Regions from separate parts of the Homo sapiens genome. Here regions 2 and 3 are each linked to region 1. A link is a contact called in ENCODE Hi-C or POLR2A ChIA-PET data. All regions are on one chromosome and are shown on one strand. The core of a region is the stretch at or near the end of the contact, and the rest is flanking DNA. Distances in the headings are between cores, read along the strand shown. Region 1 holds the start of ZNF233 (zinc finger protein 233). Region 2 holds the start of ZNF223 (zinc finger protein 223). Region 3 holds the start of ZNF285 (zinc finger protein 285).

The links. Hi-C counts contacts between places; a loop is a spot of excess contacts on that map. ChIA-PET counts read pairs that join two places held with the same protein, here RNA polymerase II (POLR2A). Pooled maps may share reads with other maps.
Region 2: a loop to region 1 is called in a map with no recorded cell type, with 5 times the contacts of the local background. The contact joins the promoter of ZNF223 here to the promoter of ZNF233 in region 1. A Hi-C loop is called at or near these places in 1 of 37 single-sample maps with no recorded cell type and 2 of 50 pooled maps. POLR2A ChIA-PET finds 5 or more read pairs at or near these places in 1 of 52 experiments (PC-9).
Region 3: a map with no recorded cell type shows a loop between it and region 1 (4-fold over the local background). The contact joins the promoter of ZNF285 here to the promoter of ZNF233 in region 1. A Hi-C loop is called at or near these places in 2 of 37 single-sample maps with no recorded cell type and 3 of 50 pooled maps.

Annotation. Positions count from the first base shown.
Region 1 is chr19:44,257,380-44,262,000 of GRCh38, reverse strand. ZNF233 (zinc finger protein 233) reads right to left here and starts at 2,115. Exons shown (of 5, transcript NM_001207005.2): 1 at 2,063-2,115.
Region 2 is chr19:44,049,793-44,054,413 of GRCh38, reverse strand. It overlaps ZNF223 (zinc finger protein 223), which reads right to left and starts at 2,378. Exons shown (of 5, transcript NM_013361.6): 1 at 2,219-2,378. RefSeq lists enhancers at 2,152-2,391, 2,211-2,712 and a silencer at 2,432-2,491.
Region 3 is chr19:44,399,300-44,403,920 of GRCh38, reverse strand. It overlaps ZNF285 (zinc finger protein 285), which reads left to right and starts at 2,313. Exons shown (of 4, transcript NM_152354.6): 1 at 2,313-2,353. RefSeq lists an enhancer at 2,160-2,916.

The sequences.
Region 1 (4,621 bases), core at 866-3,365:
TTGCTTTGCTCAAGCAACATCAAGGTCATCCTTAAAAGTGAAATCATTAGGCCAGGCGCAGTGGCTCACGCCTGTAATCCCAGCACTTTAGGAGGTCAAGGCAGGCAGATCACTTGAGGTCACGAGTTCGAGACCAGCCTGGCCAACATGATGAAACCTCATCTCTCCTAAAAATACAAAAATTAGCCAGGCATGGTGGCGGGCATCTGTAATCCCAGCTACTCGGGAGGCTGAGGCACGAGAATCACTTGAACCTGGGAGTGGGAGGTTGCAGTGAGCTGAGATCGTGCCACTGCACTCCAGCCTGGGAGACAGAGGGAGACTCAGTCTCAAAAAAAAAAAAAAAAAAAAAGTGAAATCATTCATAAAAGGGTCAATCCATAGACTGTGGATAATGTAAACCCTATCTATTTATTTATTTTAATAGCAGTGTCAGGTATTTACTCAAATGTCATCTCCTCAGAGTTCTTCCCTGCAAATCCTTAAAAAAATTTTTTTTATTATGACTCTTGAGCATCCCCCAGTCATTGCCTAAACTGTGAAACCATTTCTTTTCCTCTTTTTAATTTTTTTGAGACAGACTCTCACTCTCTTGCCCAGGCTGGAGTGCAGTGGGATGATCTCAGCTCACTGCAACCTCTGCCTCCTGGGCTCAAGCGATCCTCCTGCCTCAGCCTCCCAAGTAGCTGGGACCACAGGTGTGTGGCTAATTTTTAATTTTTTTGTAGAGATGGAGTCTCACTATGTTGCCCAGGCTGCTGTTGAACTCCTGGGCTCAAGCCATCCTCCCGCCTCAGCCTTCCAAAGTGTGGGATTACAGGCGTGAGTCACTGCACCCCCATGGGACTGACATTTCTCAGGGCTGAAGGAGAGTGGCACAAAGGTCAAGAACCCACTCTGCCTGAGCTCAGCCTGAGCTCAAACTCCCAGTTCAGGCTCTTTCCTGTTGTTTTACTTTGGGAAGATAAATGTTTTACCCATCAGTGTTGTCATCTGTAAAACAGGAATTACAATATTATCTTTGTTCTGAAGATTAAGCTAATTAATGCATATAAAGCCTATAGAAGAGACCCTGGCACTCAACGTATTAACAAATTTTATTATTACTCATTCACGAACACATGCCTAATCCAACCTCTCATTTATTCCATAAATATTTGAGCATTTGCCCAGCAGGAAAAATAATATTGCTAATGAGTGTGGGAAATCTGTTCTCCAACTAAGCAGAAATAGCAATAGCATATATTAAGTCCTCTCACGTTGGGACAATGTTACCAAGAGCCAGGGGGTCAACACCCTCCTCTCTGCAGCCCTCCGGTTAGTCAAGGCTGAGGAAGGAAAGGAGGTTGGAAGATATCTAAACTCTGTTTCTGGTCCAGGATGAATGACAGTGGACATCCCCAGGCACCACATGGAGGTGAGACACACTCATGCCTTAAAAGGGAAGGAAAAATAAAAAAGATGGAGAGAAAATTGACACCCCCGTCCCCCCACGTTAGGAATCCAGGAACAGCCTCGCGAGGTGCAGAGATCAGAGAAGGGCGAGTAGCGCTGCACCTGGAGCTCAGAACCCACTGCGGGCTCACAGAAGCTTTCAGAGACTGAATGCCTCTCCTCTCCAGGAAGAAATAACAGATTGGCAACAACCAGCCACCTTTTCAGTGTGTGTCAGGATCGGTCCTACGCATTTTTACATCTATTTATCTTAAGTAAATCTCACGAAACCCCTACCAGTTAGGTACTACTATGAAACTCACTTTACAGAGGAGAAACGGAGAAATTAAGAAACTACCAAGATTATATTGCCAGAAGACAGCAGAGCGTGTGGAAGGTGGGGAAGGCGAGGGAACTTGAGCGCCCGGGAGACCTTCAAACCAAACGTGCGACCAGGAGCCATTCCCAACTTGGAGACCCATGCACCGCCCTAAAAACAAAGGGCAAGCAAACCGTCGTCCCCGCCCTCTGCGACTTCCCTTCACTGAGAGCGAGGGCAGGCACCTGCGAGTCCAACGCCCAGGCCAGGAAAGCTCGCCGTAGATGCAGAGGTTCCGCGCTGACTCACCTCCCAGAGGGGATAGATGACGGCTGCTTCGCCCTCCTGCAGCGGAAGTACACAAGGTTGCAACGGCTTCTGCACTACACTTCCCAGAATGCCCGAGCGGAAACAGGCTACCGCCCTGCCCAGCCAAGAGGGACCAAGAGGGGCCAGGTGCAGTGGCTCACGCCTGTAATCCCAGCACTTTGGGAGGCCAAGGGGGGGTGGATCACTAGGTCAGCAGTTTGAGACCAGCCTGGCCAACATGGTGAAACCCCGTCTCTACTAAAAATACAAAAATTAGCTGGGCGTGGTGGCACATGCCTGTAATCCCAGCTACTCCAGAGGCTGAGGCAGGAGAATTGCTTGAACCCAGGAGGCAGAGGTTGCAGTGAGCCAATATCGTGCCACTGCACTCCAGCCTAGGCGACAGTGAGACTCCAGCTCCAAAAAAAAAAGAAAAAAGAAAAAAAGAAAATCAAGAAGAAGAGAAATATTTACAGTTCTGTACGGTATTGATACTGTAAGTTTACACCATCTGTTTACAAAATAAACCATCTTTCTGAAATGGCAGGCAGCTGCAGCTTCAGACCTCATTCTACAGTACATATCAAGCAATTCAACTTTTTCTTATAATGTCATGACTTTTCTATGCATCTTGGGAGCACTTGCAACATCACTAGTGGCAGTTCACATAGGTCCCATGGTAGTATTCAAGTTTTATAGTATTGCACTAAACACAATAAAAAATAAGAAACCTTTAGATCACTTTTTACTGTAATACGCAATTTACTAGAGAGATGAACTGCTCACTTTGAGATGATTAGCATTACTTGGAATTTTAAGCAGATATTTACACACATGAGCTCACCACAACAGTGACAGGAGATAGCTATTAAATTATTACAGTAGCACAGCATGTACTACAGTTAACTTTATGCAGGCTTGATTTAATATTGCATCTTTGTTTTACATTTCTCTTGACTGTGAACGTACAGTCTGTGTTTGTGTGTGTAAGTTTTTATAAGTTTTACCTTTTTTTAATAGATTCATGTATATTTTATGGTAGTAAATGATAAAATAGACTAATATCTACATATATTTTATGCATTCATGATATACCTAAATTTTTCTTAATTGTTTGATATTTCTAGACTACACGGCTTATCTGTGAGCTTTTTCAAATTGTTGCAAATTTCCAAAAAAAATTGCAATATATTTGTTGAAAAAAAATTCACATATAAGTGGACCCATGCAGTTTAAACCTGTGTTGTTCAAGAGCCAACTGTATTGTAATTTGGAAAAAAACAACATCTAAATTATATCTTGAAAATGCTTCTTCCCTTATTTCAATTTAAATTTTTTTTTGTATCCACTCAGCTTGCTCTTGAGATGATAAATGCAATAGAATGATCATCAATAGATCAAGTCAATGTGGTATCAAAAATGAAGTAATATTTAGCAGCCTTGTAAAAGCACATATATCAGGACTTCTTGCAGAGGCTTTGTTTCCAATGTGATTTTCTCTAGAAAGGAGAAAGTTGTTTTATTTAAGTTATGGGGGTGGGTATTGTGTATAGAGTGGGGAACTGCCTTTGATATTTTCTATCACAAATTTTTTTAGCTCAGTCAGCAGAATTTTATTATTTTAGCACCAAAGGAATCCTGAATCATGTTTTGTTTTCATCTCAAAGTATTTTCTAATTTCCCTGTAACTTCTATCCCCATCGGTTTTTATGAGTGTGCTGTTTAATTTCCACACATTTGTGAATTTTCCAGTTTTCCTCATTACTGATTTGAGTTTCATTTTTTTGTGGCCTGAGAATACATTTCATGTGACTTTATCTTTCTGTTGATACGTGAGATTTTTTATTTTTATTGAGACCTGTTTTGTGGCCTAATGTATGATCTATCCCAGAAAATGTTTCATGACCACTTAAGAAAAATATGTATTCTGCTGGTTTTAGGTGGGGTGCTTTGTATATATCTGCTAGGAGTTTGGTTTATGTTTCCAAATCCTCTAATTCTTTATTGATCTTTTGTCTGGTTGTTGTATCCATTATTGAAAGTGAGATACTGAAGTCTGAAAACATTGTAGAAATATTTATGTCTCCCTTCAGTTCCATCAATTTTCACACCATATATTTGGGGACTAGCTGTGTAATGTCTGTATTGTTATATCTTCTTGATGGATTGACTCTTTTGTCAATATATAATGTCATTGTTTGTCTCTTGTCAAGTTTTTTACCTAAGTCGATTTTGTCTAATATTAATACAATTACTTCAGTTCTCTTTTTTTACATCCTGCATGGAATAATTTTCTTCCATTTTTTCACTCAACATTTTTTGTCTTTGGATTGCAAATAAGTCTCTTATAGACAGCATATAGTTGGATCATGCTGTTTTATCCATTCTGTCCATTTTTGCCTTTTAACTGGAGAGCTTAATCTATTTGCATTTAAATTAATTCCTGATTTTAAAACGGCCTTGCTTCTTTCACTTTGTGATCTGTTTTCTACATGGCTTATCTTTTTTGTTCCTAGGTCTCTTGATTAATGCCTTCTTTCCTAGGTCTCTTGATTAATG
Region 2 (4,621 bases), core at 1,129-3,628, 210 kb after region 1:
ATGCCCACTAATAATGTATTTTCCCATAAGAAACTTCATAATTTAAAAAAAAGTAACATAAGAGTGGAAAAATCTGAAAGACATCTTCTTGGCCAGTGACAAAGCTGAGATCACCAATGAAGGGACAAACGAACATCACTTGGACCTTGTTATGTTACAATGAAAAGGGCATCCTATTGCACCATTGTACCCCAGCCTGGGTGACAAGAGCAAAACTGTCTCAAACAAAAAAAAAAAAAAAGAAAAGGGCATCTTAACACTCCTGTGGAATCCCCACCAACAATGTATAATCTAAACCTAAATGTGAAATATATCTGTAGGGGAAAGAAAAAGAGATCAGGCTGTTACTGTGTCTACGTAGAAAAAGGAAGACATGAGAAACTCCATTTTGATCTGTACTAAGAAAAATTCTTCTGCCTTGAGATGCTGTTAATCTGTAACCCTAGCCCCAACCCTGTGCTCGCAGAAACATGTGTTGTATTGACTCAAGGTTTAATGGATTTAGGGCTGTGCAGGATGTGCTTTGGTAAAAATGTGTTTGCAGGCAGTATGCTTGGTAAAAGTCATTGCCATTCTCCAGTCTCGATTAACCAGGGACACCATACACTGCGGAAGGCCACAGGGACCTCTGCCCAAGAAAGCCTGGGCATTGTCCAAGGTTTCCACCCACTGAGACAGCCTGAGAGATGGCCTCGTGGGAAGGGAAAGACCTGACCGTCCCCCAGCCCGACACCCATAAGGGGTCTGTGCTGAGGAGGATTAGTGAAAGAGGAAGGCCTCTTTGCAGTTGAGGTAAGAGGAAGGCATCTGTCTCCTGCTCATCCCTGGGAATGGAATGTCTCGGTATAAAACCCAATCGTACATTCTATTTACTGAGATAGGAGAAAACCGCCTTATGGCTGGAGGTGAGACATACTGGCGGCAATACTGGTCTTTACTGCACTGAGATGTTTGTGTAAAGTCACACATAAATCTGGCCTATGTGCACATCCAGGCACAACTCCTTTCCTTAAACTTATTTATGACAGAGTCCTTTGCTCACATGTTTTCCGGCTGACCCTCTCCCCACCATTACCCTATAGTCCTTCCACATCCCCCTCACCAAGATAGTAGAGATAGTGATCAATAAATACTGAGGGAACTCAGAGACCAGTGCCGGTACAGGTCCTCATTTGCTGAGCGCCGGTCCCCTGGGCCCACTTTTCTTCCTCTATACTTTGTGTCTGTGTCTTATTTCTTTTCTCAGTTTCTCATTTCCACCTTGTGAGAAACACCCACAGGTGTGGAGAGGCAGGCCCCCTTCAATATCAAACTCCAAATGAACAACTATGGAAATGTGACAGCTAAAGACAACGCATAAACTGGACTTTGAATAGGTGAAGGGTGGGGCAGAGGACAGTCATAAGGACTTTAAATGAAAAATTTAACAAATTCGTATATGGAACTGCAGATTAGATAACATGATGCTAGGTAATATGCTATCCAACACTATCTAGTAAGTACACTACAAATACTAGTATTCTTTTAACACATCTATCTGACATGTAATCGGTAACAGTATTATTTAACATAATATCCAATATTATCTACCATGTTATGTGAAACCCTATAACCAGCCCTTCCTAAATGCCTCTTACCAAGACACCCCACAATTACCGTGGTATGTGGGCTTCCTTGCTGCAGAAAGCTACCAATCAGCTGTCTCTGGTTACAGGTATGTTCCTGGTGGTATTTGGTTGATGGTCATCAACAAAGCAAACAGGAAAAATGTAAACACTTGGCAAATTTGGGTAAAGGGTATATGAGAATTTCTTATACTGTTTTTGCAATTTTTCTATAGCTTTGAAATGATATCAAACGTTTTAAAATATCAGGCAACAAGAGACCACTCACCAAGTGACAGGGACAACTTTAAGGCTTTCATTTGTATTATCTCTTTCAATTCGCAAAACAATTCTATTAGGATGACCCTATAAGCACCATTTTAAAGAACAGCAATGGGAAGTACAGAGACATTAACATTCCACATCACACTGCGAGAAAGAGTGTACACACTGCATACGTAGGGAGGCGGACTGAGCGAGGTCAAAGTCCTGGAAACCCTCAGAGCAGGGCACACAAGGCCACCCCAATCCCACCCCCCGGGAGGCGAGCAAAGCCCCCCGACGCCAGAAGGCTCCGCTGACGGGAACAATAAACACCCTCCCCGCCCTCGCACCTCTAAACCTCTGCTCTTCGCCAAGGCTTCTTTTCCCCTGAGACGATCATCGATCATCGGGTGGTTGCGAGCCTCAAGCAAAGGGGGTTCGTTCAAAATGTCCTGCAAGACGCAGAAATGGCTCAAACTACCCCGGTCATTAAAGCAGGAACCTCAGACTAGGAGACCGGAAGTGTCCTCTCTGCGCCAGAGTGTCTGGACTCCACTCCCCAGAATTCCCCGGACCCGCCCCCCTGAGCCAAAGGGCCCGGGACTCCGCAGAGTGTCTGGACTATCGTTCCCAGAATTCAACGGTTCACCTGCCAGAGCCAAAATACCCAGTGTTCCACGAGCCAGTGGACTACACTTCCCGTAAAATGGACTACTCTTCCCAGAATTCTCCGGAAACGCCTACCTGAGCTGAAGTATCAGGAATCCCGCAAGGTGTCTGGACTGCAGAGCCTCAGATGCAAAAGGAAAATGTCCATCACCTCACCCTTTAGGCTCAAGTGTTGCGACTACATGGTGCTCCTCGATTACACTTCCCGCAACACCCACGGGGAACGAATTTCATAGCCCCAGGTTCCTGGTGGGGAATGCAGACTGTTACCCTGACAGTTGTCCTTCCCAGAGTCCTCGAGCGAAAATATTGAATAGAAAGAATTTATGAAGTCTAAATGTCTCCCATGATTGACAGGAGTGTTCTTGGACAGGGAACAAGCGAGGAGATACAATATTCAAGGAGCTAGATAGAGTGACTGTTGAGCCGTCAGATGGCTGAAAGGAGGCTCAGGGTTTAAAGCAAGGATATCCAACTCCAGGGCCACAGACCTGTACCGGTCCACTGACTGTTAGGAACCGGGCGGCACAGCAGGAAGTGAGCGGCAGGTGAGGGAGCATTATGGCCTGAGCTCCACCTCCTGTGAGATCAGCCCAGCATTACATTCTCATAGGAGCGCGGATCCTATTGTGAACTGTGCGTGCGAAGGATCTAGGTCAGGCGCTCCTTATGAGAATCTAATGGCTGAGGTGGAACAGTTTCATCCCGAAACCATTCCCCAGTCCGTGGAAAAATTGTCTTCCACAAAACCGGTCCATGGTGCTAAAACGGTTGGGGACCACTGGTTTAAAGAATGAGCCAGGTAGAATGGGTTGGGAGGGGCAATGAGAAGCCAGGAAAGCATCAGCCCCTGTAACTGAAAAGTAGATCAGTGGCTTCCCGTTTGCAACGTCCAGTTAACAAGAGGGAGATCTGGTATAAAGAAAGTGATTTATTCTAGAGCTAGCGTAGGGGAAGTAGCACAGGTGTTGTCTTTAAGTGCACGGCTTGGCTTTTAGAGCAGAAAGCAGGCACTTTTAAAAGGTAGGGGAGGAAGAGGGAAGGGGTCTGTGTGCTGGCTTGGTGCCTTATCTATTAGGCAGTTGAGCTGGCTTTTTCATGGGCAGAAATAAGTTGTAACCAGAAGGGAGAGAGTAGCAGGCACGCTTTCAACTGTTGTCTCTTCAGGCAACCTCCTGGTGAGTGAGAGTTCAGAGGCCAGCATGCTTTAGTTTGTAAATTGACTGTTAATTCTGGAGGAGAGTTCTGGCTTGGAGCACACAGTTAGATGAACTTTCCCTGTAGGAAGTGTCTGGTGAAGGGGAGGTAAAAGTCTATATTTGCATTTTTAAAGGGCTACATAGGAAGTGGGGAACTAAGGGAATGAGAAAAGAGAGAGAAATAAATAAGCTGTCTCTTAGAAAAATGGTGGTTCTCAGTTACAGCCCTAGTCCAGATGCTGTGGTACCACTGGTTTGACAGGAAAAACAAAATTCCAGCCACCAATGGAGAAGCTGTGTCCTCATGGAAAAGCTACATTTAACATTCTCATGGTAGTAATATTTCTACTTTAGATGTAGAAACGCTAAATTTCAGAGAAGTTAGTGAATTGCTAAGTATCTTAAAGCAAGTATAACTGTTGAAGAGCTTGGCATTGGTATCAATCTGACACCCAATGTCTGATTCAATGCCATAAAACTGGAGAAGATTCTATAGGTGACGGAGCATGATTTATTATTAAGAGTTTCTTCCTTTCCATTTCTTGGTTAAAATATCTTCATTATAGGAAACAATTTGAAAACTGGCATATGTTAGTTGAAAGACATTAATAATAGTATAAAGCTAAATCAGGAAACAATTCATCTAAAATTCTCTTTTGAAGATAAACCATATTTTTTGTCCTCCCAAATAAACATACATTGACCTGTCGACCTATATTTTTCTTTTTAAAAAGAGTCTAATGTCCTGTATCCATTTTCCTAAAGTAAAAAAAAATAAAAAAAAATTAAAAAAAGACTGTTCACAATTTTTTTTTGATACAGAGTCTTGCTGTTTTGCCCAGGCCAGAGTGCAGTGCGCGATCTCGGCTCACTGCAACCTCTGCT
Region 3 (4,621 bases), core at 1,064-3,563, 140 kb before region 1:
AATTATTCAAAATAATTCTATAAAATTAATTTCAGGCTACATGTATAAGGTTTATATGGAACACAAATGAATTTTGCATTTAGACTTGGGTCTCATCCTCAAGATATCTCATTACGTATATGCAAATATTGCAAAATCTGAAAAAAATAAAATATCTGAAACACTTCTGGTCCCAAGTATTTCAGATAAGGAATACAACACTTCCATACCTAACAACACAACTTTTAAAAAGTAAAGCCATTTGTATACCTAGTAACTTGACTTTTGAAAAATGAAGCAGGCTGGGCATGGTGGCTCACGCCTGTAATCCCAGCACTTTGGGAGGCCGAGGTGGGCAGATCACAAGGTCAGGAGATGGAGACCATCCTGGCTAACACGGTGAAACCCTGTCTCTACTAAAAATACAAAAAAATTAGCTGGGCCTGGTGGCGGGCACCTGTAGTCCCAGCTACTCGGGAGGCTGAAGCAGGAGAATGGTGTGAACCTGGGAGGCAGAGCTTGCAGTGAGTTGAGATGGCGCCACTGCACTCCAGCCTGGGCAACAGAGCGAGACTCAGTCTCAAAAAAAAAATAAAGGAAATAAATAAATAAATAAATAAATAAATAAATAAAGCAAATGCTATAGAGAGGAAAATGACAAATTTACCATTATAGGCTTTTTTTTCTTTCACTTTTTTCTTTTTTCTTTTTTTTTGGTGACAGAGTCTTGCTCTGTCGCCCAGGCTGGAGTGCAGTGGCATGATCTCGGCTCATTGCAACCTCCACCTCCTGGGTTCAAGTGATTCTCTTGCCTCAGCCTCCCAAGTAGCTGGGACTACACGTGCTTGCCACCATGCCTGGCTAAGTTTTGTATTTTTAGTAGCGATGGGGTTTCACCACCTTGGCCAGGCTGGTCTTGAACTCCTCACCGCGTGATCTGCCCACCTCGGCCTCCCAAAGTACTGAGATTACAGGCTTGAGCCACCACGCCCAGACTGGGAACCTTTTTGACATGCACTTTTCAATCGTTGACAGATGCATAATGAAAAAATCTAAGTAAGCACAAATAAGCATGTAGGAAATTTAAATAGCACAGTTAGCAAGTCTGGGGAAAATATAAATGTATGCATATCCATCTGATAGAGAAGACACATTGTTTTCCAACAGACACAGATGTCACAAAAATTAACCTTGTATTAGGTCAAAAATAAAAATGTTCCTGAACTCGTTTTTTAAAATTCAAGTATGTCAAATTAAATCAAGTAATCCTTCAACTTAGAGCAATATATAAGAACATCAAACATGTAAACATCAAAAGACAGAGATAAGCCAAAACAATTGCACTGTCCCTTTATGTGCCCTAAGCTGCGATGTCAAGCTATAGTTGGATATTATTCAACCATTTCCTGCCCATTGCGTAGAGGTGGGGGTCTTCACTTCTCTATCTAGTCTAGGACTGGAACCGCCTCACCACCCCTACAGCTTGAGGGTGCGTGGAAAAGGGAATGCCAGCCAGATATTCCAAACAGAGACTCTGCCAGCAGGACCAGGTGACCTTTCCTAGGAGACAGATTGTTCTCACACGTTATCAGGGCTTTCCTCCAGGCTAAAACTGTGGGCCTCTAATGGAATTCCTATTCAATTTTCTTACCCCATTTAGGGTACCCAAATTTTTCTTTAATAGAAATCTTAAATCTTAAATGCAATAACATGAAGTAAAATAAAGCCTAAGTCTCAACAAGGGCAAATTTTCAAAAAGAATCTGAAAACTTCCCGCGTTTTCTTGTTATGTTGTAATGTGTCTCTTTTAGGACACTCTCAGTACTCCTGCAATTCCCCTGTTAAGGATTCAGACAATAGTTGTTAATTCCTTCTGCTTCTTCTGAGACTAGGAAATAAATTACAGGGCTATGTTATATCGCAAGTGTAGATTATCCAGAGTTTTCATCAACAGAAATAAAACATGGTGGGGGGCGGGGAGGGAATTATTTAAGTGAGTGTTAATTGAAAAGTTTCGTGGTTTTAACGTTAAAAGACATGCCTATAAAATAAGAACTTATAAAAGTCTTCACTAAAACGGTAAAGTGCCCATTTCCAAGTAGTAAAATATTGAAACTTCTTTTCATCGTTGATAGTGATTTATTTAACATTTCATTATTTTATCGTTATTATGATTGTCGTTATTTTAGACGAATGCACGGAAGTCAAAGGACTTCCAAATGCACGGAAGTCAAAGGCCACCTTCACCAGGGTAGCCTTGCGAATGGCCACTGCTGCGCGCGGGGCTTTCTGGGGATTGTAGGCCATAGGCCTCCTTGCGCATGCGCCATGGTACTGGACGCACGCTGCGGGCGACATTGTTTGGGACGCTGGGGTGAGTCCCGTCTGTACCGCGCCCCTCTTGGAGGCGTAGCCAGGAGTAGGAGTGTAGGATGTGCAGCTGTGACCCGTCCCTGTGGACTGAAGTAGGAGGAGTGGAAGAGGGGACTGGTAACCAATGATAAGGCCTCGTAGGTGGGGTAGACTAGGGAAGTTCAGCGGCCCGACCTACCCGGGATAGGATGGGAAGAGCGTGGGCTCGAGCGTGGGCTCGGTTTGGGGAGCAGCCCTGGGTTTGACAAAACAGTGCATCTTCACGTTTCGTGACAGCGACTTGCGCTGTGCCTCCTCGGGTCGAAGCTTAGGGTCAGTCTTGGGATGTGCATCTCTGGATGAGGGCAGAGGGGCGCTGGCTCAGGGTTTTGGAGTAATGGCTGGACTGTGCGTCCCTGAATGGGATGAGGGATTTGCTTAAGCAGCTAGTCTCTGGATATAGAGGATGGCTTCGGCTGTTCTCGCTCAGTTTGGTGGGGGCGATTCTGGCTCAGCACCCCTAGGTTCTTGGATGGGGAGTTGTCTTGGGTCTGAACTCTGGATTTTGGCAGCTCTGACTCCATTGGGGCATTTATGACTTCAAGGCAGAGGTTCTGGCTTTTGGCAATAAAGAAACAACTCAGACTGTAATACTGTAATAACTCCAGAGTTTAATGTCACCGAATACATTTTGAAAAGAACTGTCCCAGGCCTGGCGCGGTGCCTCACGCCTGTAATCCCAGCACTTTGGGAGGCCAAAGTGGGCGGATCACGAGGTCAGGAGATCGAGACCATCCTGGCTAACACGGTGAAACCCCGTCTCTACTACAAAAAACAATTACAAAAAATTAGCCGGGCACGGTGGCAGGCGCCTGTAGTCCCAGCTACTCGGGAGGCTGAGGCAGGAGAATGGCGTGAACCCGGGAGGCGGAGCTTGCAGTGAGCTGAGATCACGCCACTGCACTCCAGCCTGGGCGACAGAGCCAGACTCTGTCTCAAAGAAAAAAGAAAAGAAAAGAACTGCCCCAAATTATTAACTCCATTCTCACCTCACATGCTGTGAGCCAGGGAGTAGGGACTTTGAGTATTATAAAGCACATTAGCAAATATAAGTTGTTAAATTACACTCAACAAATTTGAAGTTTGAACACTCTCTGTATATTTGATAAAGTTAGAGATTTAGTGTTAATTATTTTAGGTGTAATAGCAGCATTTATTACATTTCTGATCGTGTTTCTGGGCAATTGCAGTTCCAGATTCAGCTGCACTTTTCCTCTAGGTCTTCATTCCCTGAAGAAGTTGATATGGGCATCTGGTCTCATTCCTGATGCATTCCTCAGATCAGAGTAGTTGTCAGGGTGAGGGATGAGAAAGGCATTTGTGTGCGAGAGCTGTGTGGACTTTGGCAGATAGGGAAAAAACAAGAGTCTTGAGGTGCCATGTGTCCCATGCCTTTGGCTCCCCACCTTTTCCACCCTGCTGTCTGCCCTGAAAGGCCGCCATTGCCTTCTGGCCTTGCTTGTCTTTGGCCAATGGGAAGTCTCAACAGGAAAGTTTGGAGAGAGGAAGAAGTGTGAGTTGGAGTATCTTGTCCCCCAGTTCTCTCTCTGCAGGATTGTCACAGATTAGCTGCCCTTCTAAACAACAGGTCATAGTTTGGGTGGCCCTGGCCACACAGTCCTCTTAGTTCCAGGCTCCAGGGACTGCTCCCTCCCCTTACCTCTTAAGGCCCAGGTATTATAATGGCACCTCCCTGTCACTCCCCAGGATAGAGCCTTATCCATTGTGATTTCCTTACCCCGAGCCAACACCATTGTAAGCCGTCTGTTTATTAAACTCTCCTCAAATTTCAATGTGCCGTCTGGTTCGTGCCACGGCCCTGACTTGATACAGGCAGGTAGTGTCTGAAGCCAGAAATTCAGGAAACCAAACCCCCAACCATATATGTGTGAGTGCATGTGTGTGGATGTGTGCTTCAAAATAAACCTGTCCCATTATTGGCTCTTCAGTGAGAACAGGTACTGGAAGTAGAGGGTGAGTTTATGTCTTTGCACGTGCATCTAATGTATAATATCCAAGCCAATTCTATTTGTGCATTTGTTAATATTGAGAAACATTGATTGAGTGCTTGTTAAATGATAAGATCCTTACCAAGTACAGTGGATAAAAGACTACAGCTTGGTTATTTTTTTTTTTTTTTAGGATTTGTAGTTTTTTGACAGGGGAAAGGAGGAGTGTTTTCTTGGTAGGTTTTAACTATTGTAAAACGATGTAATTCATGCTGTACTAA